Linked DNA regions of Homo sapiens: region 2 is linked to region 1. A link is an interaction called in ENCODE POLR2A ChIA-PET data of the cell type or tissue named here. Cell type or tissue: B cell. All regions are shown on one strand. Links, peaks and the distances in the headings refer to the core of each region. The heading gives the core; the rest is flanking DNA.

Region 1 (15,752 bases), core at 6,140-8,639:
TGTATTCTACCCTTATGAAAATAAACTCACCCCTAGAGGCTAAATAAATCAATGAGTGAATAATAAAGAATCTGACCTCGTCCTGCCTGGTCTCTGGTGAGGGGATGGAGGAGACAGCACATCCAGGGGTGAAAAAAAGATCTGAGACCCCAGCCCTGTGTCATCCTTTTGAGTTTTATTAGGGGATATGAGTACTTGATACAGAAGTATTGGGGAGGTTAAGAGCAGGGGACAGTCTAGAAATAAAACTAATGCTTAATCAATGTTTTGAAATATAAAATCTACTGGCATACTAGCCATAATGAGTTAAACAATTTCTATAGAAATATCCATTTGATTTCAAGTGTGTATAATATTTCTAAGCTTAAAAGGAATGCGAGAAATACAGAAATTAAAATGTTACATAAAAAAGAAAGTAGTTTAAAAAAGAACAACCAATATGACAAAGGGTTATCATTCTTAATACATATGAATTATATATATATATAAATTAATGAGAATACTAAGACCTAAACAGATAAATTAACATCTCTAAACAAACGTTTATCAAAGTCTGACTCTAAAGGAAAACAGTCCATTCCAACTATTAATCAAGCAATACAAATTTTAAAAAGATACTACTTCTGATTCATTACATTAAAAATAATTTGTAAAAATGATAACATTTCATTGCCAGTAAGGATGAAATGTGGTTAACCTCAAAAGCAATATATTAAGACCATTTTGAGAATTCTATCTATTAAGGATATAATCAGAAATTCAGACAGCCTTGTCCACAGAAATGATCACTGCATCACCATTTATAAGAGGAAAAAGGTAAACATTCCAGATGTCCAATATTAGGAAACAGGCTAAATTCCAAAATGTGGAATGCCACATAACCATTAAAAATATCATCACAGATTCTAATGACAAGGGAAAGGTTAACACTACATTAAACAAAACGACAGAATATAAAATTGAATTTAGTTCGCAGCTTGCCAGGAGTAAAAGCAAAATAAAAACAAACTTGTATTTAGAGCACGATCACAAAGAAAATTGGACAAAAATAACAAAAACAGAAATTCCTAAAATGCAATGTATAGTTGACTCTGGATGGTGTCCAAAAGTAAGCATGATTTTTCTGTCTCTATATTTACAATTTTTTTCTATTAAGGGCATATTTCTTATAACAACAAAAAGATCAAATGAGGGATATGTGTCTACTTAAAATCCACTTGTTAAGCCTAACGCTGAACTTCTCCCCTGGAATCTTTGTTCTGGTTGGAAGAATCTCCTGTGTTAAAGCAGGAGTCACCAAATGTTCCCTGCACATCATACTGGTAAGCCTGGATTCTACCCAAGGAACCCCAGCCTGCTCTGGAGCAGAAGGCTGGTACTAGAGCTTGACTCCCTGCTCCAGGTATCTGCCAAGAAGACACGTCTCTCAGAGCCGGCAAAGGCTGACCCATCATGGGCTCCAAGAGGGCTCAGTCTCTAACCATGTGCTCTGCTAAGGAGTCAAGAAAGCAGGTCGGATACCACGTTAAAGAATGTCAAGGCCAGGCGCAGTAATCCCAGCACTTCGGGAGGCTGAGGTGGGCAGATCCCCTGAGGCCAGGAGTTCGAGACCAGCCCGGCCAACATGGCAAAACCCCATCTCTACTAAAAATACAAAAAATTAGCCAGGCCTGGGCTGGGCACGGTGGCTCACTCCTGTAATCTCAGCACTCTGGGAGGGTGAGACAGGCGGATCACGAGGTCAGGAGTTTAAGACCAGCCTGGCCAACATAGTGAAACATAGTATCTGCTAAAAAAGGCGGGCACCTATAGTCCCAGGTACTTGGGAGGCTGAGGGAGGAAAATCACTTGAACCGAGGAGGCAGAGGTTGCAGTGAGCCAAGATGGCGCCACCGCAGTCCAGCCTGGGTGACAGAGCGAGACGCTGTCTCAAAAACAAACAAACAAATAAACAAACAAATTAGCCAGGCCTGGTGGCGGGTTCCTATAATCCCAGCTACTCGTAAGGCTGAGGTGGAGGCTGCTGTGAGCCAAGGTCGCGCCATTGCACTCCAGCCTGGGCAACAAAAGTAAAACTCTGTCTCACAAAAAAAAAAAAAAAAAAAAGTCAGATGCCAGTTTCCAGTTATGCTTTTATTATTTATTAATTATTATTAATATTTTTTGAGCTGGAGTTCCGCTCTTGTTGCCCAGGCTGGAGTGCAATGGCACAATCTCAGCTCACTGCAACCTCCTCTCTTCCCAGGTTCAAGCGATTCTCCTGCCTTAGCTTCCTGAGTAGCTGGGATTACAGGCATGCACCACCATGCCCGGCTAATTTTTTTGTATTTTTAGTAGAGACGGGGTTTCTCCATGTTGGCCTGGCTAGTCTCAAACTCTTGACCTTAGGTGATCCACCCGCCTCAGCCTCCCAAAGTGCTGGGATTACAGGCGTGAGCCACCACACCCGGCGCAGTTATGCTTTTAATATCTCACCTAGTCCATTAACTTTGTTTTACAATATTTAGAATATTTTATATTTTGTTTCAGCTATTATCTTTATTTTTAAATAAAATATTCTCTTCCTTTTTACCATCCATTTGCCTGATGTGCCAAAGATGTTTCCTTATAATTTTCTACTTTGCCTTCATTTTTGTTTCTTCTGAATTTCAACCCTACATACTCGTTTTATTCTTTTTACCCCTATTTTGTTTTGTCTAGCCTGAGCATTATAGCATCAATTTCTTTTCTTAACCTTATTATGACTTTAATCTTTTCGCTGCTTTTATTTTGAAAATCTCTCCTTCAAATGCTTAGCTTTATTGTTTGCTCTACAATTTGTTCTTAGAATGGCAGATGGGAGGAAGTGCAGCTGCACCATAAACCTGGGAGATTGTCTTCAAACACCTTAATAGCCCCCCTGCCCTTTCTTATTGACTGATTGACTGATTGATTGAAACAGAGTCTGGCTCTGTCACTCAGGCTGGAGTGCTGTAGCACAATCTCGGCTCACTGCAAGCTCCGCCTCCCTGGTTCACGCCATTCTCCTGCCTCAGCCTCCAGAGTAGCTGGGACTACAGGTGCCCACCACCACCATGCCTGGCTAATTTTTTATCCCCTGCCCTTTCAATGTAAATGATCTGAAACATTTCACCCTTAACCAAAGAAGACTCCCAGGTGAAAAAATATTCCAAAAATATTAATGGCTATCCCTTATTGTTGGTACAAGTCCTACTGGGTCCAGGGCAAGTCGTACAGAAATTATGTTACTCAAAGAAAAACTCAGGAAGGCTGTGCTGGGGGAGGATCCTCCATCTAGAGTCCAGTAAGGAAGCAGAGAGGCAGTTCTGATTTCCTAAAGGGGCCTTCAAGGTAGGAAGAAGATGGAAGATTCTAAAAACTGGCCACAGCTCCACAATCATTTCTCTAAATGTTTACTTCTATTATAATCCTTCCTTTTTTGATAGGATTATAGAATATTCTAGAAATGTGGACTGTCCCTTCTCCTTTCTCTTATTAACGCTGCCCAGCGCTGGGATCTACTGTAGTACTTAAGTAGGTAGGAAACACGATGGAATCACTATTTTAGGAAAATTATTCTGAAAATAAGACAAATCTGGTAGTATGTCAGAAACAACTAGGAAACTTAGTCAAAATATAGATTTCTAGAGTTAGTAGGTCTGCGATGGGGCCTGAGTGGGGGCATAGAATAAGAATCCAAGAAAATGATGATACTATTTCTAGAAATGAAAAAATTGAAACAATGAGCTGATTTATGATACACAGAGTAATCATGACAGTAAATCATCTAAACATATACATGTTTTAGCTCTGGGTCCTAACATTTAGTTACAGATTCCTCTGGGGACAAGATTCTTAACCTGGGTTCCTGACACACCTGGAAAATGTATAGAAGAGTTTCCAGGAGTCCATGAACCAACTAATACTGTATTAGTAAGAGGTTAAGAATGCTGGGCACAGTGGCTCACACCTGTAATCCCAGCACTCTGGGAGGTTAAGGTGGGAGAATAGTTTAAGCCTGAGGTTGAGGCTGCACAGAGCTGTGACCATGCGACTGCACTCTAGCCTGGATGACAGAGGGAGACCCTGCCTCTCAAACAACAACAAGGAAAGAAAGAAAAAGTTAAGAACTCCTGGATTAAGCAGAACTGACCTGAAGAAAGTTAGAAAACTTGGGTGAAAGGCTGGGCCTAAAAACAGACCAGAAAGAATTCACTGAGGAAAAGTGAATTTGTACAGTGCTTTTCAGACTATCTCACCTTGGTACCCCTAGTTAACTGCAAAAAAAATAAAGAGTAAACCTTCTACACTGTGAAGTTGATGGTACCTAGCTCAGGGCAGATATTGGAAAAACCGTTGCCCAAGAATTTAAAAAAAAAAAAAAAAGACATGGTCCAGTGAATAAGGAATACGAAAAAATTAAGGAAACAGAACAATCTCAAGGATTGGGATAAATAAGTCAAGTGGATATTATAGCACCCAACTTAGAAAGAGAATCTTACAAGGAAGAAGCCAAAAATGTCCACTACCACACGTGTCTGCACAACATATAATAGGAGAGGCTAGATATGATTCATTTTTCTGTCATGAAACAGGATCCATTTTGTTTGAAGTCAAGGTTGGCAGTGAGATAGGAGGGGAGTGAACTCTACAGCACTGAAAACTATACACATATATGAGGTTTAAATTACTGATCAGGTTCTTGCCTGTAACAGCAACTATCTTTTACCTACTGATTGTCAGACACAATGCTAGGCACCAAAGACACTTTACAGCTGATCCTTCAAACACACTGAAAGGTATTTATTATCATACCCATTTGACCAGCTAGTAAAGACACAGGTAGGCTAATCAACTCCCCTCACATCATACTGTAGGTGAGACACTAGGCTAGGTCTTCAAAGTGTGGGCTGTTAACTCCAGAGAGAGTGCTTCCTACACCAACAGGGCTTTCCAAGCCACACTCTGGAAAGTGCTAGGGTTTCTGGGGTGGCCACCGTGAGGAACATGGAGAAGTGATTAGTCAGGAAGTGTAACTCTGAAGAGACTGGCATCTGGAGTCACAGGCTGGGATTTGAATCCCAGTCCTGGCTAAGTATCTGTGGCCAAGTGACTTAAGCTCTCTGTGCTTCTGTTTCCTCATCTATAAAGTGAGAATAACAATGGGATTGACTTCATACCATTGTGAGAGGTAAGAACAGTGCATGGCATTTAGTAAGATCTCAATGAATGAGAGATACTATTTCTATTATTCTTACAAGAGGAAAGGCAAGCAGGAGGGCCACTGGTCCTCACCCTCACTTTGACCACAAAGATCTTCTTTCATTTATTCCATAAATTGAATTTCCTCATGAGATGTCTCTTACAGAAAACAATCCTTTGATTTAATAAAAAGGAGGATAACAACAAAGTTTAAAAACCATCACGTTACATTTTACCTGTATCACTGAAATCTATGAATTCTTTTGACAGCAGGTTAGTAAGAAGTTCCATAATGAGAAGCAGGTCTTGGTATTGCTCTTCTTCTGCTGTAACATCTATTCTTTGCCGCCCTAAATTATTCTTAGAATACACTTGCAACAAAGTAAGGCAGGCTTCATATAAGTTCATAGCTTTGGACTGAAAAAAAAAAAAATGCACAAATTATGCTACTTGGTACACTGACATTAAAAAAATTTTAAAATATAATCTATATAAATTAACTCCGAATTCCAACAGTAGCAATAATTCTTGCTTTAAACTACATTAAAACAATAATTTCTAGAAAGCATATATTAAGAGTATATTTTTTTTAATTTTACCCCTTTTCTAACAAAATTTTAGGACAAGAATTTATATTCAGGTGCAGCAAACCACCATGGCATACATATACCTATGTAACAAATCTGAACGTTCTGTATATGTATCCTGTTTCCTTTTAGAAGAAATTAAAAAAAAAATTTACATTCATTCAACATGACTTTCTCTAAATTATAAGTTCTTTTCAAAAATCTTTTTTAAAAATCTTTTGAAGGAATAAAAATATTATTTAAGATAATACTAATCAAATTTTAAGCAAAGATCTATTATTTTATTACAGCTTCAAAGAGTTTTAATCCTGAGGGGATAAAATTAGAAAGTGCTTACCTCTCCAAGATAGCATATCTGTTTATGTGCAACTTCAACAAAAACTTCTATAATGAGATTGACAGTCTCTGGGGTATTCTTGTAAACTTCCATCAATCCAATGCAATTGGTAAGGAAGTCCATTAAAAAATTAAACAGGATTGCTACGTTGTCAATCTGGGTAGCCTCAGCAATGCCACACAGGGCCTCTAGTGTGGCAGTGATTTCCTGCTTGACTTCCTCTTGCTGACACATCTGCTGGAAGTTTTCTTGGTTTATCACTCTTAAGAATCGCTGCTGAAGTGGCTGAAGAACCTATAAAAATAAACCAGGAATTTTCTTAAAGCTCAGTTCTCATGCTTTATTTCCTCTGCTTGGATACATATTCACTTTCCAAAACATTTCTAATTGTTGGAGGCAGGACAAGCACATAACAAAGAATATCTAAACCAGACTTTACACTCCCCATTTTGAGGGTCATCCTAACTTTCCGCTCATGTAAAGCCAGAACACCCAAAGCATGGGACATAACTGTCTCCCTGCCATTCAAAGAATTCTGCCATTTCCCTCCATCTCTTTCCAAGTAATGAGTCAAAAAGGAAAAAAAACTTTGTTTACAAAATCAGACAGTAAGCCACATTTGGCCCATGGGCTGCAGCTTGCCGACCTCTACAGAGTGAAGCCCAATTCAAAGTTCTTGTCTGTTTTTTTCCTTTTTCCTTTACCTAATTCCTCTTGGCACAGAACGTAACTTCAGATAATCAGTCCTGCCCTGTATATAAGAGTACTCATATTCAAGAGGACAGTATCTTAATTCGACTTTAAGTTGTCCATATGATAATACAATTGTTTAAAATAAAAATACTTAGTCAGTCTGGTTTCCCCTGGATTTGAAGTCACAAACAACTGCCTAATTCCATTACTGTGCCCCTTCTCAAACACTAAGGGCCCTCTAGACAAGGACTGCAGGCTGGCAACCTACACACACTGGCAACTCTTGGCCCTTGATTTAAAGCCTATTAAATAATGTGCCCATGGTTGTTGTTATGGGTCAAACTGTGTTCCTCAAAAACTCATATGTGGAAATCCAAACCCCAGGATATGAACTTATTTGATAATAGAGTTGGCCGGATGCAGTGGCTCACACCTGTAATCCCAACGTTTTGGAAGGCTGAGGTGGGCGGATCACTTGAGGTCAGGAGACCAGCCTGGCCAACATGGCAAAACCCCGTCTCTACTAAAAATACAAAAATTAGCCAGGCATGGTGGTGCGCACCTGTAATCCCACCTACTTAGGAGGCTGAGACAGGAGAGTCGCTTGACCCAGGAGGTGGAGGTTGCAGTGAGCCAAGATCACACCACTGCACTCCAGCCTGAGTGACAGAGCAAGACTCCGTCTCAAAAAAAAAGAAAATAGGGTTGTCATAGATGTAATTAGTTCAGATGAGGTCATACCGGAATAGGGTGGGCCCCTAGTTCAATATAACTGATATAGAAAGGGGAAGTGTGGATGCAGACACACACAGGGGGAGCATGTGAAGATGAAGGCAGGGATCAGGGTGATGCGTTTACAAATCAAGGAATGCCAAAGACTGCCAGCAAGCTACCAGAGGCTACAGATTTTCCCTCATAGCCTTCAGAAAGAACAAATCCCATGGACACCTTATAGCTTGGACTTCTAGCCTCCAGAAGTAGGAGAAAACAAATTTCTGTTGTGGTATTTTGTTAGAGCAGCCCTAGGAAATGAATATCATGGTTAATCTGCATCTTATTCAAGACAGGAGAATATTTCCCTGATCCCTAATGAAAATTTAATAAGCCAGTCCATGCTCTCGACTGAGTTGTGAAAAATGTGCCTAAAATGCAGAACACTTGATAATATTCAATGTCATCACACACAGGCAGGTACAGAAAAATTATAAGACAACATTTGTAAAATAAGAAGCTTCAACCCATTCATTAGGAGAAAAAATATCAGAAAAGCTATGACTGGGCCGGGCACAGTGGCTGGTCACATCTGTAATCCCAGCACTTTGGGAGGCCAAGGCGGGCAGATTGCTTGAGGCCAGGAGTTCGAGACCAGCCTGGCCAACATGGCAAAAGCCCGTCTCTACTAAAAAAAACAAAAATTAGCTGGGTATGGTGGCATGAGTCTGTAGTCCCAGCCACTTGGGAGGCTGAGGCAGGAGAATCGCTTGAACCTGGGAGGTAGAGGCTGCAATGAGCTGAGACTGCACCACTGTACTCCAGCCTGGGCAACAGAGTAAGACCCTATCTCAGAAAAAAAAAAAAAAGAAAGAAAGAAAGAAAGAAAAGCTATGACTGATACATTTATGTCTCCAGAGACTCTTACGGCAACGCATAGATAAAGGAACTACAGAGTTACACAAAAGGGTGCAATCAAAATAGACAGCACTGTTACCTCTGTCCAATACTGCTGTTTGGTTTCTGTGTCCATATGTGCAAAACCTCCTAAGACTAGAGCCTTCATCAATGTCCTCTGCACAGGACTTGACAAGAAATTAAGAGGTGGGCTTCGGCTTGCAAACTGCTTAGCTAAATTCCACCAGTTCTCACATTGAATTACTAAGTTTGCCCTACAGGTAGAAATAACAAAACATAAGATGTATTACTATGTATATACATACACACATACACATATACACACAAAGAAAACAAAAATAAAAAATAACTAGATTTAATTACTGTTAAAGCAAAGTACAGTAAACTTAGTATAGACTTTGAAGTCACAGGCTTACATTCAAATCCCACTAGTTGTCTGGTGATGTAAAATTTATTTAACCTCTATCAATCATCACTTCTCTATAATCTGCAAAATAGGAATAATAACAGTCTCCTGGGGCTGAGACTGATATAATGATTAAATGAGATACTACCTATGACATGCTTAGAAGAGTACATAGTAAATTATAAGAATTCAATAAACCAGACAATGACAATGGTAATAATAACAATGATACTCCTATACAGTAAGAACAACGAAAACATTTCTAGAATTGTTGTAGAAAGCACTAAAAATTTTACTTTCCAACATTAAATTTTAAATATCAGTATTTAATCTTTAAAATGGGGATGTCTAAAAATTCAAATGAGCATATTCCACATAAAAGTGTTTGCAACACGATAAATTACTAATGTGTTACTCATAGGGCTTTGATGCCAAATCCTGAAGGAGTCAATGTAATGCTCAATTATAAGATGGGAAAGCTCCATTTGCATTTGTAATAGTACTGTGACATAGTTTTTAAAACCCATTACTCCAAAAATGTAGGCTCTATCTGGAATTAGGACCGTGTAACCATTTGCCAGTTCAAAGGACTACACTAAGAAGTGAAAAAGAGTTTCTCACCCACACACATACACACACAGTCAGCCTCCAACAATGGGCTAACCTTTCTCTTCTTTCCACCAAAGTGACAAGGAGCTGCACAGTGTCATTTGCAAGGTCCTGCTCACTACTCCAGACTGAGAGGTTACTGATGACTTTTTGTAAGAGGTAGCCAATTATCCACTGAGAACCCTCTGTATCTGCTCCGAACGCTGTACTGAATGGCAGACTTATCTTAAGAGAGGAAACAAATTTTTTAAGGTAAGCAAGAAAGATCAACTCAAGAAAAAAAAAACAGAGAAAAATCGAACTGAAATTAGTATCTAATCTGAAGTAGTGCTTACTTCACATCAACTTTACACATGTACTCATTTCCACTGGTCAAAAAAAAAGACATCCTCAATCCACTCACATTTTCCAGTGTGATTTTCCCGTCAACTTCTATTATTCCCATAGTATTAAAAAATTAACATAGTATTAAACCAAATACAAAAAAGCATAATCTATTCCCAAATAATAATCTGTATCTTCAACAGCAGTTAAAATAAACGATATCAAGGGATGTGCTCAAAAACACATTAAAACAGCATTCCAGTCACATAATTCTCTTCCACACAGAAAATGTTAAACTGCTCTTAAACAGTTCTATTTTGATGAAAAACCACCAAGAAAAATGTTCCTGCTTCTATAACTGCTATCATCATAAATCCAAATGAAGTTTTAAGTTTTACATTCTGACCTGATCATACAGTTTTTCATCCACCAGGAGATAAGTCTTTGCCCAGCGTTTTAAAAACCAAACAATATCTTTGCCCATCTGGGGACTTAGTAGATGAGTGAGATCTGCTCTTATTGCTCGAGATTCAACTTCTGAAACTCTGAGAATGGCAGACAACAGCCTGTAGGTATAAAACAGAAGTCATTTATTCTTTTATTTATTTAGTTGCTGTCTAATCATATTTTTTTCCTTAAAAGTCCTTTTTTGTCTTTCAGTTCTCTGGATTTAGGTCAGGCTATACTTGAACATTTCATCTACAGAGTTTTAGACAACTGTCCCATATTATTTCTGATCTTTCACGAAGCAGGAGACAAGATAAGGAAAGGAAGAGTCAACACTAGAGATGTCCTTCTGCTGAAGTTGTAACCACATGTGTGAATATCAGCATTACTAGCTAAAGAGAATTTTCAGATTCAAAATTTTCAGATTTTCAGGAGAAATACATCAAATTAAATCTTCAGAGTACATGCCAAACTCTTTTAGCATGTACTACTTAGCATCACTACTTAAAACTACCCTGGTTAGTATAGTTTGTGTTTTTATATCATGGTCATGTTACAGTACAAGATCTGGGAATTATTTAGAAAGTTTTGAATATTGAGCCTTGTTTAAATCCAATATTTCCTAGTAAACTTGATTCTTCATGGTATTTTTAAATAAAACTCTTGCTAGAAAGATTACCTGTGTAAGTACACATATTGTCCTTTCCTACACTACATAATTCATATGGTCGTGTGGTGTCAATCACATAGCGTGACATGCAGACAAACAGAAATGTCTTTGTTGAGGAGGGCACATAATCAGAAGTGATATATATTTAACCTGACTTTAGCCAAAAGGCAAGGAAGCAAAGGAGGTAATGGAAAGACCCCATTACACACTAATGAATATCAGTGCTGAGAAAAGGATTCTAATCACTCAAATTCGGCTTATGCTCCTTTACTAGTGCTCTCAGGAAGCCTGAAATGATCTCATCATGAAATCATACACACGTGTTTCAGTTCTTTACCCCACTGGATGGCCCACTGTCACTGCCCTTATCTTCCTGCAGCCTCCCTGGGGTCACTGCCCTTCCTCTCTTCATCTAGCCATCTGCTTCCTCTTTCCCAGTCTTCATGGCAGCATCCTCTTCTCCTGAACTTCTTCTTTAAATCAGGAGGTTTTTAAGGTTCCACCCCAGAATCTCTTCTAATTTTTTTTCTTTTTTAGACAGAGTTGCTCTGTCACCCAGGCTGCAGTATGCCCAGACACAGTCACGGTCCACTGCAGCTTTAACTTTTTGGGTTCAAGTGATCCTCCTGCCTGAGTTTCCCAAGTAGCTGGGACTACAGGCACACACTACTACACCAGGCCGATTTAAAAAATTTTTGTAAAGACAGGGTTTCGTCATGTCACCCAGGCTGGTCTTGAACTCCTGAGCTCAAGCAATCCTCCCACCTTGGCCTCCCCAAGTGTTGGGATTACAGGCATAAACCACCATGCCCAACCTTCTTCACTGTCTGCACACTTCCTATACCACCAGTGCTCGTTTGAGTTTTTTAAAAAAATTTTTTAGGGGGTATATGAACAACAACAAAACAAACAAATAAAACCCCAACAATCTCCCAGTACAGTAATACATTTAAGTTGTAGATATGTCAAAATTCCTGGTAAGATTAAATCATTTTAAATATCTATTCCAGCCTAACAAAATTCAAAAGAAAATGGTTACATTAACACTTTAAATTTATGCACTGGAGTTTTATTATCACAATATTCTGATACCCACTATCACCCATTAAAAATATAAACAGATTTTCCTTATTTTTATTTCAATTTCATTTTCCCATAGAACATTATCCTAATATAATTTTTATGTTCCAGTATTTTGTTCATCATACTACATACTCTGATACAAATGTCTATATATTGAAAGATAACTTTTAAACATTTTCAATGACCATAAGACCATTAAGTGTTTAAAAATGTCTTCTGGATTATCATTATGATACTTAAAACTAGACAACTGAGCAAAACAATATAAATTTGAATAAATTATTAAACATGAATAAACACAAACATAAAATTGTATGCATCTCTTAATGTGATTAACTTAGTAGGGTTCTTTCCCCACTTAGTACACGTATCTTTGAATGAATATTACCTATTGCCAGATGAGCAAGTGGAGCATGATTTGATTCCTATTTTTCCTTTAATAGATATAAGTACTGAGAAAACTTCATATAAGTAGAACCTATTTTTAAAATCGCAGAGTACCCCAATTATTTGAATTTCTTCCAAGTTATACACCAAAAATCACAGAGATCTACCAACAAAAATTATTTTTAATCATCTCTTGGTTGATGTGATTAGGTCCTCTTGTTATTTAATGCAAAGGACTGAAACCTGCTAACTGTCCACTCACTAGTGACTCAGTCACTTAGTCAGTGCCACACTGTTTGCAACTGTCCCTCTCCTCTGTGGGGTTTTACACACCTGCCAATCCACATGTTCAGAGGTAGAAGTGAAAACTTTGGCCTTTCTTTTGTAAAGTGGAAGAAACATCAATGAAAGAACCACTCAGCCTGAGTCAGGCAGGTCCAGGGGAGGCACCCAGGGGCCTTTCTTCTACCTCAGAAATACCTCTCATAACCCAAGAACCTTTCTCCATCTTCACTCCCAAGACTACGTAGGAAAATGCTTCCTAACTTGCCTTGTCACCCTTTAAATTTATCACCCATGGAATAGTATCTCTAAAATATTTTGATCACTTCACTTCTCTGCTGTAAATCCTTGTCAGTATTTTTACTCCCACTTTATCAGCCCCACCCACAGCAACCTCCCTGCCTCTCCACCCTCATCCCCCCACCAAAGCTATCGCCCTGCCCTCCTGGGTCACACACCAGCCACACCTAAGTTCTTCTCACTTGAGCAGGGCTCTCTTACTGTCAGAGGCATCAAACCAGACTGACTCCATCTTGAGTGAGGGCTAGGAAAATGATGCTGGGACCTGACGGCTGCATTCCCAGAAAATCAGGCATTCCCTATTCTCTAGATGTTTACAGTTAAGGGAACAAATTAATAAGATTTACTAAACAGACCCAGACTTGGGAGTGTCCAGATATTCTGACATCTGGAGAACAAAGGCATTCCTAATTTTGCTTTAAAGATAGTAATATTGATTCTTGCAAAATACAGTAATTAAGAAAAGTAATCCTTTATCACAAACCCTTGTAGCAAAGCCCATCTCCCCATCTTTTTTATCATATATATACACTATATATACATACACTATATATATACACACAATATATATATACACACTATATACATACACTATATATATCTATATATATACACACATTATATATATATACACACACACATTATATATATATATACACACACACACATACACACAAGCATTGTGCCTATGGTGGACGTGTTCCTCCTATTTTCTTATTTCTTATTTTCAGGAACTTCCTGCTCTGTCTATGGAATAGCCATTCTTTTATTCCTTTACTTTCTTAATAAACTTGCTTTCACTTTACTCTATGGACTCGCCCTGAATTCTTTCTTGTGCAAGATCCAAGAACCCTCAGGGACCCCTTTCCTATAACATTGCTGCTTATGCTATTGTCACTGCCTAAAGTACTCTTGTTTCAAGAAGCCCCCTCTGGTTCTCCTCTGCCCGTAGATTAGGGGAACCAGGAGCTCCTATAACACCCTTACACACTTCTAACTGTATCCTCAGATGCTGGCACGCATAGGAGTTGAAATACAACTCATAAAAACACCAAAATATTTTTAAGTTGTTGATATTCCAAGATTAATACCCCATTCCTACTTCAATTCCTTAAAGCACTATATCTACAAATATATTTCAAACAGCACTCAGTTTCTCATATTTTCTAAGTCAATCCTAGATTACATTTGTATGTCATAAATCCAAAGTCAGCACAATAAATCAAACAGAGCTTTAACCTCTCACAACCTCCACTATAGGTCTGAGCCACCATCATCTTTCTCTTGGATTACTACAATTTGTCTCCTAACTGGTCTCCTGGCTTCCATCATTTACTCTCGGGTTTTTTTGCATTTTGTTTTTTTTTTTGAGACAGGGTCTTGCTGTGTCGCCCAGACTAGAGTGCAGTGGTGCAATCTCAGCTCACTGCAACCTCTGCCTCCGAGGTTCAAGCGATTATCATGCCTCAGCCTCCTGAGTAGCTGGGACTACAGGAGGCGAGCACCACCATGCCCGGCTAATTTTTTGTATTTAGTAGAGATGGGGTTTCAATATTGCCCAGTCTGGTCTTGAACTTCTGAGCTAAGGCAATCTGCCCACATTGGCCTCCCAAAGTGCTAGGATTACAGGTGTGAGCCACAGTGCCCAGCCTCCATCATTTACTCTTAATGCAGCAGAGTAAACTTCTTAACATTTAAGTTACTCTTCTGCTCAAAACCCTACAATGGCATGCTGCTTCATTCAGAACAAAAGCCAAAGATGTTACAAAGGCCTAAGACCTTCTCTGTTTTCCCTCTATTTTCCTAACTCCATCTCCTAAAAAATTCCACCTCATTCTGCTCAACCCACCACGGCATTCTTGCTGTTCTTGAACATGCCAAGCAGGCCCAGGGCCTTTGCATTCACTGTTTATTTTGCTTGGAATGCTCTCCCCCCAGACACCTTCATGGCCTCCCTTACCAACCTCACATCTCTGCTCCCAAGTCACCTTCTAGATAAAGCCAACACTCATCACACTAATGACAACTACAACAATCCCTACTGATACTCACTCTAGCTTTTTACCTGTCACATTTGCTGTCTTCTAACATACTGCATAATTTACTTATTTATTCTCTCTCCTTTATAAAGAGTTCTAAAAGAGAAGTGACTTCTATCTGTTTTGTTCAAATACCCGAAGGCTCCCTGTTACGTTGTCAGCAGTCAATAATTATTTCTCAAATGATACCTGTTTTAAGAAATGTGAGCTGCTTTTTTAGTGAAACAAGAAATGTTTCTACCATATAACATTAAATTTCATATTAATTCTTTGGATTAAAAACATGGTGACTTTTTTTTTTTTGGTCCCAATCCTCCATAGTCTGTGCTCTCAGATACCAAAATGTTTTGCTCCCACACTAACATCTGACAAAAATGGAAAAAGCACTTAAAATACAAGGAAAGCATTCCTGATGCTACTGCCCAAGCAAAAAATATAACAAAGAATATATAATATGACAGCACCCTGAAATGAACTGCTTTTTAAATTAACATTCACCACCAACCAAACCAGAGCAAAGCACTGATTTCCAGAGACACTAAATCTAATGACTAAGGTAATCCTAAAATGAATATATAACTTTTTCAATAAAGTATGATTTCATTTCAAACAAGAGAATGCAACAATAAAGGAAATAAATTCCCCAACATTTCCTTGGTTATCAGCTTAATATTTCAACTATTTTTTAAAAAGCCACATTTTCTATTGCATGTTTAAATGATATCCATATATTTTTGCATACTAAAAAGAATGAAGG
Region 2 (15,543 bases), core at 12,559-15,058, 240 kb before region 1:
AAAAGCAGTTTTTAAATGCTGCAAAAGTATTTAATCACCTCAGTAAATTCAACAGCCCCTATAAGTGATCGTTAAAAAATTTTAATGTACTTTAGGCCGGGCATAGTGACTCACTCCTGTAATCCCAGCACTTTGGGAGGCCAAGGTGGGCGGATCACCTGAGGTCCGGAGTTCGAGACCAGCCTGACTGGAACAGGAATTAAAAGAAATTAAAGAGTGTGTAAACAGAAATTCAGTTGTATGTAAGAAAACCCAATTCCCCGCTGAGAAAGAGAAAGAGCTGGAGTCCTTTAAAAATTAACTGCCTATTTTTCTGTGGCTAGTGAGCCTCATCTCTCCTCCTTTCCCAGGTATTGGAAAGACCCTGATTCCCTAGCTGTGCAGCTGCAAGGGCACTAGACAGATAAACTCAAGTCACAAAACATGTTTTTCCTTGAAAAGTAAGAAATGATGTAATGCATGTCTCAATTAATTGAATAACTGCCTTTGGTAGTATGCTTCCCCCTGCACAGATCTCCCTCCGCCCCACAAAATGTGTAAAAGGTAACTTAACTCTTTGTTCAGGGCTCAATCCTTTGGGTATTAATCCGACTGGGCTGGTGCACCTAAATGATTAATAAATATCCTCCTGAACCCCACTGGTCTCTCTGATTACTTAATAATCCTGCAACATGACCAACATGAAGAACCCCATCTCTACTAAAAAAAATACAAAAAAATTAGCTGGGTGTGGTGGCGCATGCCTGTAATCCCAGCTACTCAGGAGGCTGAAACAGGAGAATCGCTTGAACCCAGGAGGCGGAGGTTGCAGTTAGCCAAGATGGCACCATTGCACTCCAGCCTGGGCAACAAGAGCAAAATTTTGTCTCCAAAAAAAAATTAATATACTTTAAAAAAGAAAAATGTGATTTGTCAATAATCTTCAAAATCTAAGGAAAAACTTTGATATTGTAACTTTAATAAATTGAATATTAATCATTTAAATAAAAAGTAAACCCCTGAATCATCTTTTTAATATACTAAAACAACTCCAAACTCCTATCAGTGGTGGAAAACTAGGATACTTCCCAAAGAGAGGGCCTTAAGCCCTGAGGAATGCCTGTGAGATGAAGACAGCCGTAAGTCTTCTTGATCATAAAGTGCTTGAAGAAAAAGGAAGTGCTGCTTCCAGCCCAGCCCTCCAGCCTGAAGAAAGCAGAGCTGGGCAGAAAAGGCCAAGTCAGAGTCAGGACCTTGTAGGCAGGGTGGAGAACTTGAGCCAGGGTCCAGGCGGCCCCCGCAGCTCCAGGACATCAGGGAGAAGTCCATGTGGCCCAGCATCACACAGTCTTGTGAACCAGCACACCAGGAAATGGAGCCCACGACAAAGCTCTGAAGAAATCAGCCAACAGCTGTCCACTTCTGTACCCTCCGAAAAGTTACTCCTGGGTGAGGATAAGACGGTAGTATACTGGTGGTCCAGGTGAAATGAGCTGTTACTGAAGCCATTGCTTCAGCTGTGTCTGATGATGACTGGGTCTGCAGCCTGTAAATACCTCTGTCTGTGAATAATTTGCATAGGCAAAGGGGAACATCAAGGGGATTTCTGAGGGTCCTTGGTGACTCTTGTTCCCTGACCTCTCATCTGGCCTGGGTCTTGTCGACAAGAGCTGCAGGGAGAAGCTGAGGGAGGGGTGCTCTTGTGAATTCCATGGGACAAAGGGCTACACAGCAGCTGGGCTTTGGTGCCTACGTGACAAAGTTTAAAAAACAGAGGACTTGGGCAGGGGCGTGTGCCTTCCACCTGGTGTGTGGCACCAAGAAGGCTGGATAATCGAGCATTGCTTTGGGTCCCTGAGGGCTTCTGGGAGGTCATAGACACTTTGATGTTGGCTGAACCTGTTGACCTGCAGATTTTTTTAATTTAAATTTTTTTTAATTGTTTTTATTTATTTATTTGAGACAGGGCCTTGCTCCTTTGCCCAGGCTGGAGTGCAGTGGCACAGTCATGGTTCACTGCCTCCTTGACTTCCTAGGCTCAAGTGATCCTCTCAACTCAGCCTCCTGAGTAGCTAGGACTATATGTGTGCACCATCACGCTGGGCTAATTTATTTTTGTAGGGATGCGGTCTCCCTATGTTGCTTAGGCTGGTCTCCAACTCCTGAGCTCAAGTGATCCTCCCATCTCAGTCTCTCAAAGTGCTAGGATTATAAGCATTAGCCACTGCACCCAGCTAATTTGTTTTTTCTGATTGTGAATTGAATACTTCTGGAAACGGATCTATGGCCTGATTATCAATATTGGCAAGCTAGTCGCTGGCAGGAATGGCCAGTAAAGAGCTCTCCCAACCCCAAGGGCAGACATCAAGAAAGGGTCTCATAAGATAACCCATGTGTGTTATGTGGGCCAGGGCAAGAGCCAGTGAAATCTGAGTCCTTCCTTTTTACATAATCACATTTGTACCTGCAGCTCATGAAGCCCAGGGAAGCTTGAATTACAATAATAATAGCTCACATTAGTGTCATGTTTCTAGTGTACAGGAGTAATTTTGCTTCGTTATCTCAGCAAATCCCCAGGATCTCTTAATTGTCTTCAAAGAGGGCAAGTTCAACAACTTTCATTTATTTAATACTCATTCATTAAATCTTTGTTGAGCACTTCCTATGTGCCCATCACTATTCTAAATCAGTACTGCCCAAGAGAACTTTCTGCAGTAGTGGAAATGTTCAACATCTACACTGTCCAATATGGTAGTCACCAACCACATATGCCTATTGGCATGAAATATGGCTGAAGGGGCTGAGGAAATAAATTTTTAAAAATTTTATTTTAGGCCGGGCACAGTGGCTCACGCCGGTAATCCCAGCACTTTGGGAGGCCAAAGCAGGTGAATAACAAGGTCAAGAGATCAAGACCATCCTGGCCAACATGGTGAAAACCCGTCTCTACTAAAAACACAAAAATTAGCTGGGCATGATGGCGCGTGCCTGTAATCCCAGCTACTCGGGAGGCTGAGGCAGGAGAATCACTTGAACCCGGGAGGCGGAGGCTGCAGTGAGCAGAGATCACGCCACTGCACTCCAGCCTGGTGACAGAGCGAGAATCCATCTCAAAAAAAAATTGTTTTAATTAACTCATTTTAATTAAATAGCCACATGTAACTAGTGGCTACCCCATTAGACAGCTCAGTTCAAAGCACTGGGAACAAAGTGGTGACCAAGATAGACAGACGTCTAGTCTCATGGAACTGTTATTCTAGTGAAAGACAGAAACTGAACAGGTAGATAAGGAAATAAATGTATGTGTAAGAGAATAATAATGCAGGTCATGATAAGTGTTATGTAGGAAATAAAGAGGTCAAGGGGATTAAGGATGATGGAAGTGAGGAAGATGGTTTTGGGAATCAATGGTGAAGAAAACCTCTCCTGGGCAGTGAGGTTTCAAGCGCTCAAATAGCTCTACAGACCTAGAGCAATGCCAAATCCTATGCTCTCTTCACCACAAATTATCTGAAACTTCCTCTTCTTTTACATAGCCCAGCCCTGCTTCCTCTCTGAAGCTGTGGCTACTCCACCCATAATAGAAATTAACTGCTTAAAGTAGTAAAAAGAACTCTGTACAGCATGTGTAATTGAACTAGATTCACTGAACTAGAACAACTCATGGGATGTAATTCAAGCCCAACTTTATTTTTGTCTCCCTTTCCCCTTTTAAAACTTAGGTGGGGCCCTGATTTTTCTGATCACTTTGGGGAAATAAAAGCCTAAGGGTAATTTAAGTTGCAAATACAGTCTTAATTAGGTCATTAAATCTCCCCTCTTGCCAGCTGGGACCAGTCGCAGAGGAACACTTTGAAGGTGAAATCCCAACTCTCCATCCTTTACCCCAATACTAGTAAGAGATCAAAAAGTTCCAAAACATTCTGGACCACCTACTTTGAAAAAATGCACATTGGTCTGGCAATTCATTTTTACATCTGTGATCTGTTATCTTAGGGCATCAGCCGTAATCCCCAACTTAACGTGTTGCTACATAGGTAACAGTATACAAGTCAATATCAGAAAGGCAAAACTGTGCGGTGGTTAAAAGTGTGAGCTCTGGAGTCAGATTGCCAGGGTCTGAATCTCAAATTCATATTTTGCTACTTGCATGATTTTATTTTTATTTTTATTTATTTTTTCTGGAGATGGAGTCTTGCTCTGTCGCCCAGGCTGGAGTGCAATGGCTTGATCTCCTCACTGCAACCTCCACCTCCCGGGTTCAAGCAATTCTCCTGCCTCAGCCTCCCAAGTAGCTGGGACTACAGGCGCACACTGCTATGCCTGGCTAATGTTTTGTATTTTAGTAGAGACAGGGTTTCAATATGTTGCCCAGACTAGTCTTGAACTCCTGAGCTCAGGCAATCCGCCCATCTTGGCCTCCCAAAGTGCTAGGATTACAGATGTGGGCCACCGTGCTTGGCTAGTTGCATGATTTTAGACAAGTTAGTTCCTCAAAACTCAGCCTTTTCAGCAGTACAATGGTCATAATAGAGGTTCCCTCTTAAAGGGTTATTGTTAATGATTAACTGATAGAATCCATTCTAAAATGTGCTTGGCACATGGCCAGTGTTGGATCATTCTGTGTCCTCTGTAGTATCACGCAGCAGCTCTTCCTTACACATACTCTCACTTGGCCCTCCCTGGCACCTCCCTGGCATATGTAAAGCAGATTCCAGCCCCACCATTCTACAGGTGACAGCCCCAAGACTTCCAGGCCACTTAGCAGGTCCATCTCAGACCAGATCTTTCCTTTCTAGTCAAAATGTCTTGAATTATATATTTATCCTAAACTTGAACAGTGTTTTACAAAAGATGAATTTGAAAACTCAGGCATAGTCTCCAGGAACATGCAAAGGCATTGCAGGGTCATAGCAAACTAGTTCATAAAACCAGTGCACACGTCGCTGCTTATGTCTGTTCCTATCCCCTGTCTAAACACACTGGTCATAGGTCCTTCTCCTCCTGTCCACTTCTGACATCCTTTAAAATATCACAAGTAATAGCTTACATTAATACTGCACTTTACAAATGCTTTCTGATCATCCATCCCTTGCCTATATTTATTTTGCTTAGAAAGGAAGGTCGGGCAAGGTGGCTCACGCCTGTAATCCCAGCACTTTGGGAGGCTGAGGCAGGATTGCTTGAGCCCAGGAGTTCGAGATCAGCCTGGGCAGTATGTCAAGATCCTATATCTATGAAAAAAAAATTTTTTTTTTAATTATCCAAACATGGTGCTATGTGCCTGTGGTCACAGCTACTAGGGAGGCTGAGGTAGGAGGATTGCTTGAGCCCAGCAGGTCAAGATGGCAGTGAGGTTTGATTGTGCCACTTCACTCTAGCCTGAGCAACAGAGTGAAACCTTATTCCCACCCCTGCAAAAAAAAGAAAGAAAAAAGAAAGGGAGGGAGGGAGGGAGGAAGGGAGAGAGAAAAGAAGAGAGGGGGAAAGGAAGATGACAATTTCTGAAATGAACAAAACATAAGAGAAACGTTACTTTGGTAAAACTGCTCCACAAGAAAAGGGTGTTGCATTTTTCAGCTGTAGTTGCCCAAGCCAGAAAGCTCATAGTCCTGAACAAGGAACAAAATAATTTAAACATGTCACAAAGTGAATCAGGAATTTATTTTTTCTCTAAAACCCTTTCCTCCTTAACATCACAGTACTTTTGATACATTACTTTTCGGGGGATCCAAAGATGGAAGACAGTGTGTATGTGTGTGGGAGACTTTTGGGGTGACAGAAAGATGTTCCTAAAACTGAAGAATTCCTCCCCATATATATTAATCACATTTGTACCTGTGGTTCCATGAGGCCTAGGGAAGCATGTATTACACTATCTTATTTATACTACACATATTAGACTGAATGTTTATGTCTCCCCAAATTCATACATTGGAATCCCTACCCCCACCGTGATGTTATCAGAAAGCAAGGCCTCTGGGTTGTGTTAGGTCATGGGGCAGAGCCCTCATGCCCAGGATTAGTGCCCTTATGAGAGTGGCCCGAGAAACCCCTCATCCCTTTCAGTATGTGAGGAGACCATGAGAAGATGGCTGTCTATGAACCTGGAAGTGGGCCCTGTCCAGACACTGAAACTGCCAATGCCTTGATCTTGGACCCCTCAGCCTCCAGAACTGTGAGAAATAAATGTCTGTTATTATAAGCCACCCAGTCTATAGCATTTTTGTTTTTTAGAGAGGGGTCTTGCTATGTTACTCAAGCTGGACTGAAACTCCTGGACTCAAGTGTCCTCCTACCTCAGCTTCCCAAGTATCTAGGACAACAGATGCATACATACCACCATGCTCCGCTCAGTCTACAGCATTCTGTTATAGCGGCCAGAATGAACGAAGACACTATATTGCACATGTAATATAATATATGAACAAAGAACAAGTATTTTGGAAGCCAGAATTTCAATACTTATTATTTTAAGACAGGGTCTTACTCTGTCACCCAGGCTGGAGTGCAGTGGCACGATCTTGGCTCATTGCAGCCTCTACCTCTCGGGTTCAAGCGATTCTCCAGCCTCATCCCTGGAGAAGCTGGGACCACAGGCATGCACCACCACACCGCACACCCTGCCCCCCGCCACCAATTTTTGTATTTTTAGTAGAGGCAGGGTTTTGCCATGTTGCCCAGGCTGGTCTCAAACTCAGCTCAAAGAAATCAGCCCACCTTGGCCTCCCAAAGTGCTGGGATTACAGGCGTGAGCCACTGTGCCTGGCTCAATATATATTATTGATCATTCTTTTTTTTTCTTTACTTATTAAACTGCATTGGTTCACTTTCACTAATAGTCTGGATTTGATTTTATACAGCCCTAGAGCCAATGGTAGTCCATTTCATACCTTTGTGTAAATCAGAGAAAGGTACTTCTTCATCAAGACATTGTACTCTCCTCTACAGAAAATTGTCATAATGTATTGTTTTTTGGTTTTTTTTTTTGAGACAGAGTCTTGCTCTGTCACCAGGCTGGAGTGCAGTGGTACGATCTCAACTCACTGCAACCTCTGCCTCCTGGGTTCAAGCGATTCTCCTGCCTCAGCCTCCCAAGTAGCTAGGACTACAGGCGTGCGTCACCACACCCGGCTAATTTTTCTATTTTTAGTAGAGATGGGGTTTCACCATGTTGGTTGGCCAGGATGGTCTCGATCTCTTGACCTCGTGATCTGCCCACCTCAGCCTCCCAAAGTGCTGGGATTACAGGTGTGAGCCACCTGGCCTGGCCCCTTGATTTTTTTTAAGAACAAGATACTTTGTGTGGGAGACTGCCACAGTTACTACTTGAGACCATCGCTACAACAGTTACTACTGTTACTACTTGAGACAGTTACTACTGTTACTACTTGAGACAGTTACTACTGTTACTACTTGAGACAGTTACTACTGTTACTACTTGAGACCGTCTTTATGAGACTGAAAGAAGGGATGAACGTGGAAATGAAAACTTAAGACAAAAGTAACTGTTTTAAAGGAAGGGTCCAGGGGAAGAAGAAGAGAGCTCCCTGCTTCTAGTGAGCAAAGGCAGCCTCGAGCTTCTTCAGCCCTTCATATTTATTGGGTATAAAGAGCAGGGAGGAGGAGGTAGATTGGTCAGCTGCTTAATTGATCACAGGTTCACATTATTGCTAACAGGATTCAGTTGTGCCTAATCACAAGAAACACTCGTGCCTGGGTTGTGACTGCCCTCAGCATTCCTACTGGGCGGCAGGCACAGTTTGTCAGTTTACCAACATCCTGCTTTCACGAGAACAGTTTGCTGTTTGCTCATATAGCCGCCAGTGGTGCACTGAGTTGACCACGACCCTCATTCTTTCAGCCTCCAACAACTTTACTGCCATCTTCTGGAAAATTGTTTTTATTTTTGTTATAAGTACCAAATCTGTGATGTATATAATGTGAGCAACACCTCCTTAAATGTGTCCTTGTGCAGTGCACAACCCACAACCTATACAACCATATGTCACAGAGGCTATGATGTGTATGATATTGTCTAGGGAAACTGATGTGCTTGAGTATAACTATGTCCAGAGAGATAGTAGGTTCTTGTCAGAAAATTAGGGTTTCATAACCACTTATAATTACTGTAGCTTTTTCCCAAATTACTTCCAACTTCACTTACAGAAAATGTCACTTATGGATTTTATCTTTGTCTAGATTCAGGATTCTAGGGGTGGTAGGAGGATGAGTAAGAGGAAGGGAGATGGAGATCCTGAATTTGAGAAATCTACAAAAATTAGAAGCTGAGAAGCTAAATCAACAAGCATGTAGACTTGCTGAAGGAAACAGGCCAATTAAGATCTTCACCCTGGATGACCCCTTGACTTTCTTCACTGGGGTTTCAGAGAAAGTATTTAGATGCCCGTTTCAAAGTCATTACTGGATAAAGACACATTTGCAATGAAAAAGAAAGATTTTATTTGCCTTTTCTTCTCACAGTTCAATAATTTTGCATATAAGACTTGGTTTTAAAAATACAAAATGATGATTCTCAAAGTAAATGAACCACCTCAAAAAGACAAAAACCTACCATCTTCCGAAAGAACTCTCACTTTCCTCGGCATTAAACACACTCAAACCAGTGGAATCAATGGGAAACTAACAATGTTTTTGCAGAGTGACATCCCATTAGTCACAAGGGGAATTTTGAAAAGCACACGTAAGCATAACATTAATTCATTTCCCAGCATTCTGTATTGTAGTAGCCTAGAGATTTAAAAGAAATTACCTCACTTGTCTTTAAAAACTACACTCTACCTTTGAACAATTAGCAGATTGGGCACCAACTGCTCCTGCCCCGTGCAGTTGAACACTTGCCTATAAGTGACCCGCACGCAGTTCAAACTCATGTTGTTCAGAGGTCAGCTGTATGATCAGGTCACTAATGAGTCTTCAGACCATGTTTTGGGGCTTACAAACAAAGATAGTTCATTCAAAAAATTTTTTAAATGGTGTAGTCAGGTGATCTTAATAGTCTCTCCATCCTTGCAGCACTGTCCAACAGAACTGTCTGCAATAAAGGAAATGTTCTATGTCACATTCTCCAACACAGTAGCCACTATTCCTGTGTGGCAGTTGAGCACCTGGATGTGGCTAGTGTGACTGAAGAAATGAATTATTATTATTATTATTATTATTATTATTATTATTATTATTATTTAGACAGAGTCTCACTCTGTTGCCCAGGCTGGAGTGCAGTGGTGTGATCTTGGCTCACTGCAGCCTACGCCTCCTGGGTTAAAGCGATTCTCCTGCCTCAGCCTCCTGAGTAGCTGGGATTACAGGCATCCACCACCACGCCTGGCTAATTTTTATATTTTTGATAGAGATGAGGTTTCACTCTGTTGGCCAGGCTGATCTCAAACTCCTGACCTCAGGTGATCCACCTGCCTTGGCCTCCCAAAGTGCTGGGATTACAGGTGTGAGCCACCATTCTCGGCCTGAAGTTTTAATTTGATTTAATTTTGAAAAGCACACATAAGTATAACATTAATCAGAATTATTTTTAATTTAATTTACATTAATTTTTTTATAGAGACAGATCTCACTATGTTGTTCAGGCTGGTCTCCAACTCCCGGCCTCAAGTGATCCTCCTGCCTCAGCTACTCAAAATGCTGGAATTACAGGCATAAGCCACCACACCTGGCCTTCCATTTAATTTTAAACAGCCACGGCTAGTGGCTACTGTGTTAGGTGCGCAGCTTGCATATGCTCTCGTATCTGCCAGGAATGCCTTCCTTCTGGCTTATCCATTTGTGAAACTCCTACAAATGAATGGATGGATGAAGGAATGAGTGAACTTGTTACTGTTAGACCCTGTATAGAGCTGACGTGGATCAACAAAGATAATTAATGCTGAAAACATAATGCACTTAATTTCACTGTTTCTTGTCATCAAATATCTTTGTACAATATTTATTTGGTTTACTTGAGTGCTTGTTTTTTAGTGATTTTGGATGCTGAACAAGGGAGAGTTGACTTTGGGTTGGAAAGAACTTACTGGTTTCTTTTCAAGCCACATTCCAGCCTTCACTGATCCTACTTTCAAGTTGAAAAGCTAAATTCATATCTGTTATTATGAAACCAATTTAATTACTGACTCAAGCAAGTAGAAAAAATGACATGTTATACTATGGAATAAGGCTTTTTATAAGCCAGCTCTTCTGAAAGCAGCAAAAGAAAAGCCAAAGTGATGGAAATTTACTTTGCACACAGACTGCACAAACGCCCTTTTAGAAATCAGCTTTGGTGTGCATGAAAGCCTGGCTGTAACAACAGCGCAGTGTGTGAGTTCATGAACCAGCCAGCCTGTGCTGCTTTGTAAGGAAACCTTTCACAGGGCCCCACTTTGCTCCAGGCACAAGCAGGGTCATGTGGGCTGCAATTAGAGCATGCCACAGGCCAGCTTTTTACTATTTTCCATCCATAAAAGCGGCTTGTATGTTTATTAGAGTATTTTTCCACTTTTCTTTCTTCCCTCTGCTCCACTCCCTTCTGTTTTAATCAGTGATCTCTGAATACAGACTACCTTAAATCTAGAGTATTCTACTGATTCTTAAAAGTGAGACGTGACTGGGCACGGTGGCTCACGCCTGTAATCCCAGCACTTTGGGAGGCCGAGGCGGATGGATCACAAGGTCAAGAGATTGAGACCATCCTGGCCAACATGGTGAAACCCTGTCTCTACTAAAAATAGAAAAATTAGCTGGGCATGGTAGTGCACGCCTGTAGTCCCATCTTCAGGAGGCCGAAGCAGGAGAATCTCTTGAACCTAGGAGGTGAAGTTTGCAGTGAGCTGAGATCACACCATTGCACTCCAGCCTGGGCGACAGAGCGAGACTCTGTCTCAAAAAAAAAAAAAGTGAGACGTTTGTGTGAAGAGAAATCTTACTTTTGAACCTGAACTAAAATATAAATAAATACTAAGGAGCTCCCCCTTAACAATAGTTAAGATTCCATTCATTGTGAACATTGTCAAACTAGCAGGCAATAAAACGCTAGGGTGGGCCAGGTGCGGTGGCTCACGCCTGTAATCCCAGCACTTTGGGAGGCCGGGGTGGGTGGATCACAAGGTCAGGAGATTGAGACCATCCTGGCTAACATGGTGAAACCCCATCTCTACTAAAAATACAAAAAATTAGCTGGGCGTGGTGGCGGGTTACCCTGTAGTCCCAGTTACTTGGGAGGCTGAGGCAGGAGAATGGTGTGAACCTGGGAGGCAGAGCTTGCAGTGAGCTGAAATCATGCCACTGCACTCCAGCCTGGGCAACAGAGTGAGACTCCGTTCCCCCCTCCCCCAAAAAAAAGAAAAGAAAAGAAAAAAAAAAAACCGCTAGGGTGTAGTACCCAAAAGAAAGTAGATGAGGTCAAGGACTCAAAAGAAGGTAGATGAGGTCAAGGACCCAAAAGAAGGTAGATGAGGTCAAGGACTCAAAAGCAGCTACAGTGGGAAAGGCTATGCCCACCCCCTCCTTTTGCAGGTGACAAGACACAGTCCTAGAGAAGGGACCTGCCCAAAGTCACGCAATAATTCAGTAGCCATATCAGAGGAAGAGTCAGAGTCCCTGACTGAGAAAGGTAAGCTTTCCTTGGCCTTGGTCCTCAGGTTTTCCCACTAAAAAAGCCCTGTGGTGAAGGAGGATGAACGTGTTTCCCTTCTTGGGTCAGGAGACCTCTTCCAAACTTAGTATTTCACTGATAACAGTGTTTTTAAAATCTGCCTATTTTGTTTTTGTTGTTGTTAGAAGTTTTATAATTTATTTATTATTTTTTAAATAATTTCAACTTTTATTTTAGATTCAGTGGGTACGTATGCAGGTTTGTGATGTGAGTATATTGCATCATGCTGAGGTTTGGGGTACAGCTGATCCTGTCACCCAGGTAGTGAGCACAGTACCCACTAGTTAGTTTTTAAATCCATGTCCCCCCCTCCCCATTTTCTTTCTTTCTTTCTTTCTTTTTTGAGATGGAGTCTCACTCTGTCGCCCAGGCTGGAGTGCAGTGGCCCAGTCTCGGCTGACTGCAACCTCTGCCTCCTGGATTCAAGCGATTCTTCTGCCTCAGCCTCCTGAGCAGCTGAAACTATAGGCATTCGCCACCATGCCTGGCTAATTTTTGTATTTTTTGGTAGAGACAGGTTTTCGTCATGTTGCCCAGGCTGGTCTCGAACTCCTGAGCTCAGGCAATCTGCCCGTCTTGGCCTCCCAAAGTGCTGAGATTACAGGTGTGACTCACCACACCCGGCCCTTCTTTTTATTATTAAAACATCTAAGACCAGAGAGAAAATGTATTCTACACATCCATGGGGGAATGCAAGAAATATAAGGCATGACCCCTGTCTCCAAAACCTTACAATGATAATATTAGTGATTATGATAATGATGACAGTAGCGATGTCATCCAAGAGGTGGGAGGCAATGCAGACTTGAGTCTTTCTAAAATGATTGTGAGGGTACCATAATCGGGAATAAGTGGAAACCACGGAGGTGCCATTACACTGAAATAAGCACTTCACACTCACAGAGAAGACCGCCTCTTGACAAACCATAGAGATACACTTACACTCCAGATCCCAGGTCGCTCCAGAGCCCACAGACTGCTTTCCTGACGGAGACCGGATTCTTAGGGCCTCATCCCCAGAACTGAAGTTCTCTGGGTCAGATCAGATTCCTTGCTTGACAGTAAACCTTTCTCCGAACCTCATCTTTGCTCCCAAAGTCTTTATCTCTCCTTAACAGAAGAAAATAAGGTTAGAAAGGCAGGCGAAGTTCTTGGGAGGCCGAGACGGGCAGATCATTTGAGGTCAGGAGTTCGAGAGCAGTCTAGCCAACGTGGTGAAACCCCATCTCTACTAAAAATACAACAATTAACCGGCCATGGTGGCACACGCCTGTAGTCCCAGCTACTCGGGAGGCTGAGATGGGAGAATTGCTTTAACCCAGGAGGCAGAGGTTGCAGTAAGCCATTGCACTCCAGCCTGGGTGACAGAGCGAGACTCTGTCTCAAAAAAAAAAAAAAAAAAAAAAAAAAAAAGGCAGGGGAGGTTCACGATATGGAGAGTTTGAATGCAGGTAAGTAGCTGCAAAATCATGGCAAAACTGATAGGAATAGAAACTGAAGTTTGCTTATACCCAAAAAACAGTAAACTCAACACAATTGTTAGAAATTCCTCTGAAATATCCTGTTTAAAAAAATTTTTTTAGAGGCAAGGTCTTGCTCTGTCACCCAGGCCGGAGTGGAGTGGTGTGATTATAGGTCACTGCAGCTTCATACTCCTGGGTTCAAGTGATCCCCCCTGCCTCAGCCTCCCTAGTAGCTGGTACCGCAGTTGCACACCACCAAACTTAGCTAATTTTTTTTTTTTTTGAGACAGTCTTGCTCTGTCGCCCAGGCTGGAGTGCAGTGGCATGATCTTGGCTTACTGCAGCCTCCACTTCCCAGGTTGAAGCAATTCTTTAGCCTCAGCCTCCCGAGTAGCTGGGATTACAGGCGTCCACTACCGCACCTGGCTAATTTTTTGGGTATTTTTAGTAGAGACGGGGTTTCATCATGTTGCCCAGGCTTGTCTCAAACTCCTGACCTCAAGTGATCCACCCGTCTCAGCCTCCCAAAGGTAGGATTATAGGCGTGAGCCACCACACCTGGCCTCAGCTAATTTTTTAATTTTTAATTTTGTTTATTTTTTTGTAGAGACAGGGTTTTCCTATGTTGTCCAGGCTGGTCTTGAATTCCTGAGCTCAAGCAATTCTCTTGCCTCGGCCTCCCAAAGCACTGGGATTATAGACATGAGCTACTATGCCCACCCAACTGAGAGACTTGTTTTTTACTGAATCATCATCTCTGCATGGAAAATTAAAAAGAAAATGGAAGACATAACAAGTATGTGGATAATTCTAAATGTTTACATAAGTCAACTAAACTATTGGGTTATTCTTTGTTGTAGACATTAAGAATTTTCAGTAGTAATAAGGCTGGGAGCATGACTGTGGCATTTTAAAACCAGATTTAAGTGGAAAGAATGATCCAAGACAAAAATCAAGATTAAACAAAGAAAGAAGAGGCAAAAGCAACCAACTGCTTTGCACTAACTGTATGACTGCGTTACTTTACCATTAGAAGGCCAGGAGCTTGGCTTTTTCATCCTTTAAGTCACGAATGGTGCTAAGTCATTATCTATCTTACCTAGTTCCTCTCTGACAAACAATATGCTATGAAATTAACAGTCGGACTTTAGTGAGTAGTCCTTTCTTTAAAAATAGACTTCCTTAGGGCCGGGCGCAGTGGCTCACGCCTGTAATCCCAGCACTTTGGGAGGCCGAGAGGGGCGGATCACGAGGTCAGGAGATGGAGACCATCCTGGCTAACACAGTGAAACCCCGTCTCTACTAAAAATACAAAAAAATTAGCCGGACGTGGTGGCGGGCGCCTGTAGTTTCAGCTACCCGGGAGGTTGAGGCAGGAGAATGGCGTGAACTCGGGAGGCGGAGCTTGCAGTGAGCCGAGATCGTGCCACTGCGCTCCACCCTGGGCGACAGAGTGAGACTCCGCCTCAAAAAAAAAAACAACAAAAAAAGGCTTCCTTAGATAAACTGCGCTTTAGTTTATATGCTGCCATTAGGGCCTGTGATAGTAGGGACACAACTTGAAATGCCCCATGGTTTCCTGTATGCTACATACTAATTCCGACTTGCTAAAGGCTGCGGTTTTTGTGGTGTGAGTGGACATAGGACTCTTTCATCAGGGTAATTTATAGTCCAATGTCCATTTGTTTTAGAACAGACTGAAATTGCTGGCAGGCTAAAGTTAATTTGTAATTTGCAAGTAAGAAATCTTGCAAGCCTGGTTTCAAAGTCTGATTTTGGGTTAAAGTGTGAGTACACTGTGTAGTCACAATTTAGGATCTAAAGATCCTGTCCAAAGGCCATGAGTATGATTTCCCTGGACTTGATTGGTGACAGTTAGAAAAACAGTGTTTTTCATATTAAAGAATATGGGTCTCGGCCAGGCGCGGTGGCTCATGCCTGTAATCCCAACACTTTGGGAGGCCGAGGCAGGCAGATCACGAGGTCAGGAGATTGAAACCATCCTGGCCAACATGGTAAAACCCCGTCTCTACTAAAAATACAAAAAATTAGCCGGGCATGGTGGCGGGCGCCTGTAATTCCAACTATTCGGGAGGCTAAGGCAGGAGAACGGCGTGAGGCCAGGAGGCGGAGCTTGCAGTGAGCCGAGATCACACCATCACATTCCAGCCTGGGTGACAAGAGTGAGACTCAGTCTCAAAAAAAAAAAAAAAAAAGAATATGGGTCTCACTTAGGTGACTCTTAAGGGAGAGAGTACAGTACATTTGAGGCAGAATATGTGAAATTGGGCCTACCTATTGTCTTTCTTACTTTTTTTTTTTTTTTGAGACAGTCTCATTCTTGTCACCCAGGCTGGAGTGCAATGGCATGATCTTAGCTCACTGCAACCTCCACCTCCCAGGTTCAAGCGATTCTCGTGCCTCAGCCTCCCGAGT

Evidence for each region. Peaks named below come from ENCODE experiments on the same cell type or tissue, not always from the same donor. Only the 100,000 strongest peaks of a DNase experiment are listed, where the experiment ranks them.
Region 2: POLR2A ChIA-PET joins it to region 1 with 9 read pairs; 2 of 35 experiments call an interaction of 5 or more read pairs at or near these places.

The regions. Positions count from the first base shown.
Region 1 is chr13:20,790,638-20,806,389 of GRCh38, forward strand. It overlaps XPO4 (exportin 4), which reads right to left. Exons shown (of 23, transcript NM_022459.5): 14 at 10,194-10,353; 15 at 9,519-9,688; 16 at 8,528-8,702; 17 at 6,127-6,420; 18 at 5,439-5,619. Among named protein-coding and RNA genes, the nearest start is that of EEF1AKMT1, 25 kb to the left of the region's middle. In B cell, for the core only: no CTCF peak of the experiment used is centred there; a DNase peak (open chromatin) is centred at 7,604; H3K27ac peaks cover 1,904 bases.
Region 2 is chr13:20,543,216-20,558,758 of GRCh38, forward strand. LOC105370103 (a long non-coding RNA gene) reads right to left here. Exons shown (of 6, transcript XR_941725.3): 5 at 12,587-12,754; 6 at 8,419-9,034. Among named protein-coding and RNA genes, the nearest start is that of IFT88, 16 kb to the right of the region's middle. In B cell, for the core only: no CTCF peak of the experiment used is centred there; no DNase peak of the experiment used is centred there.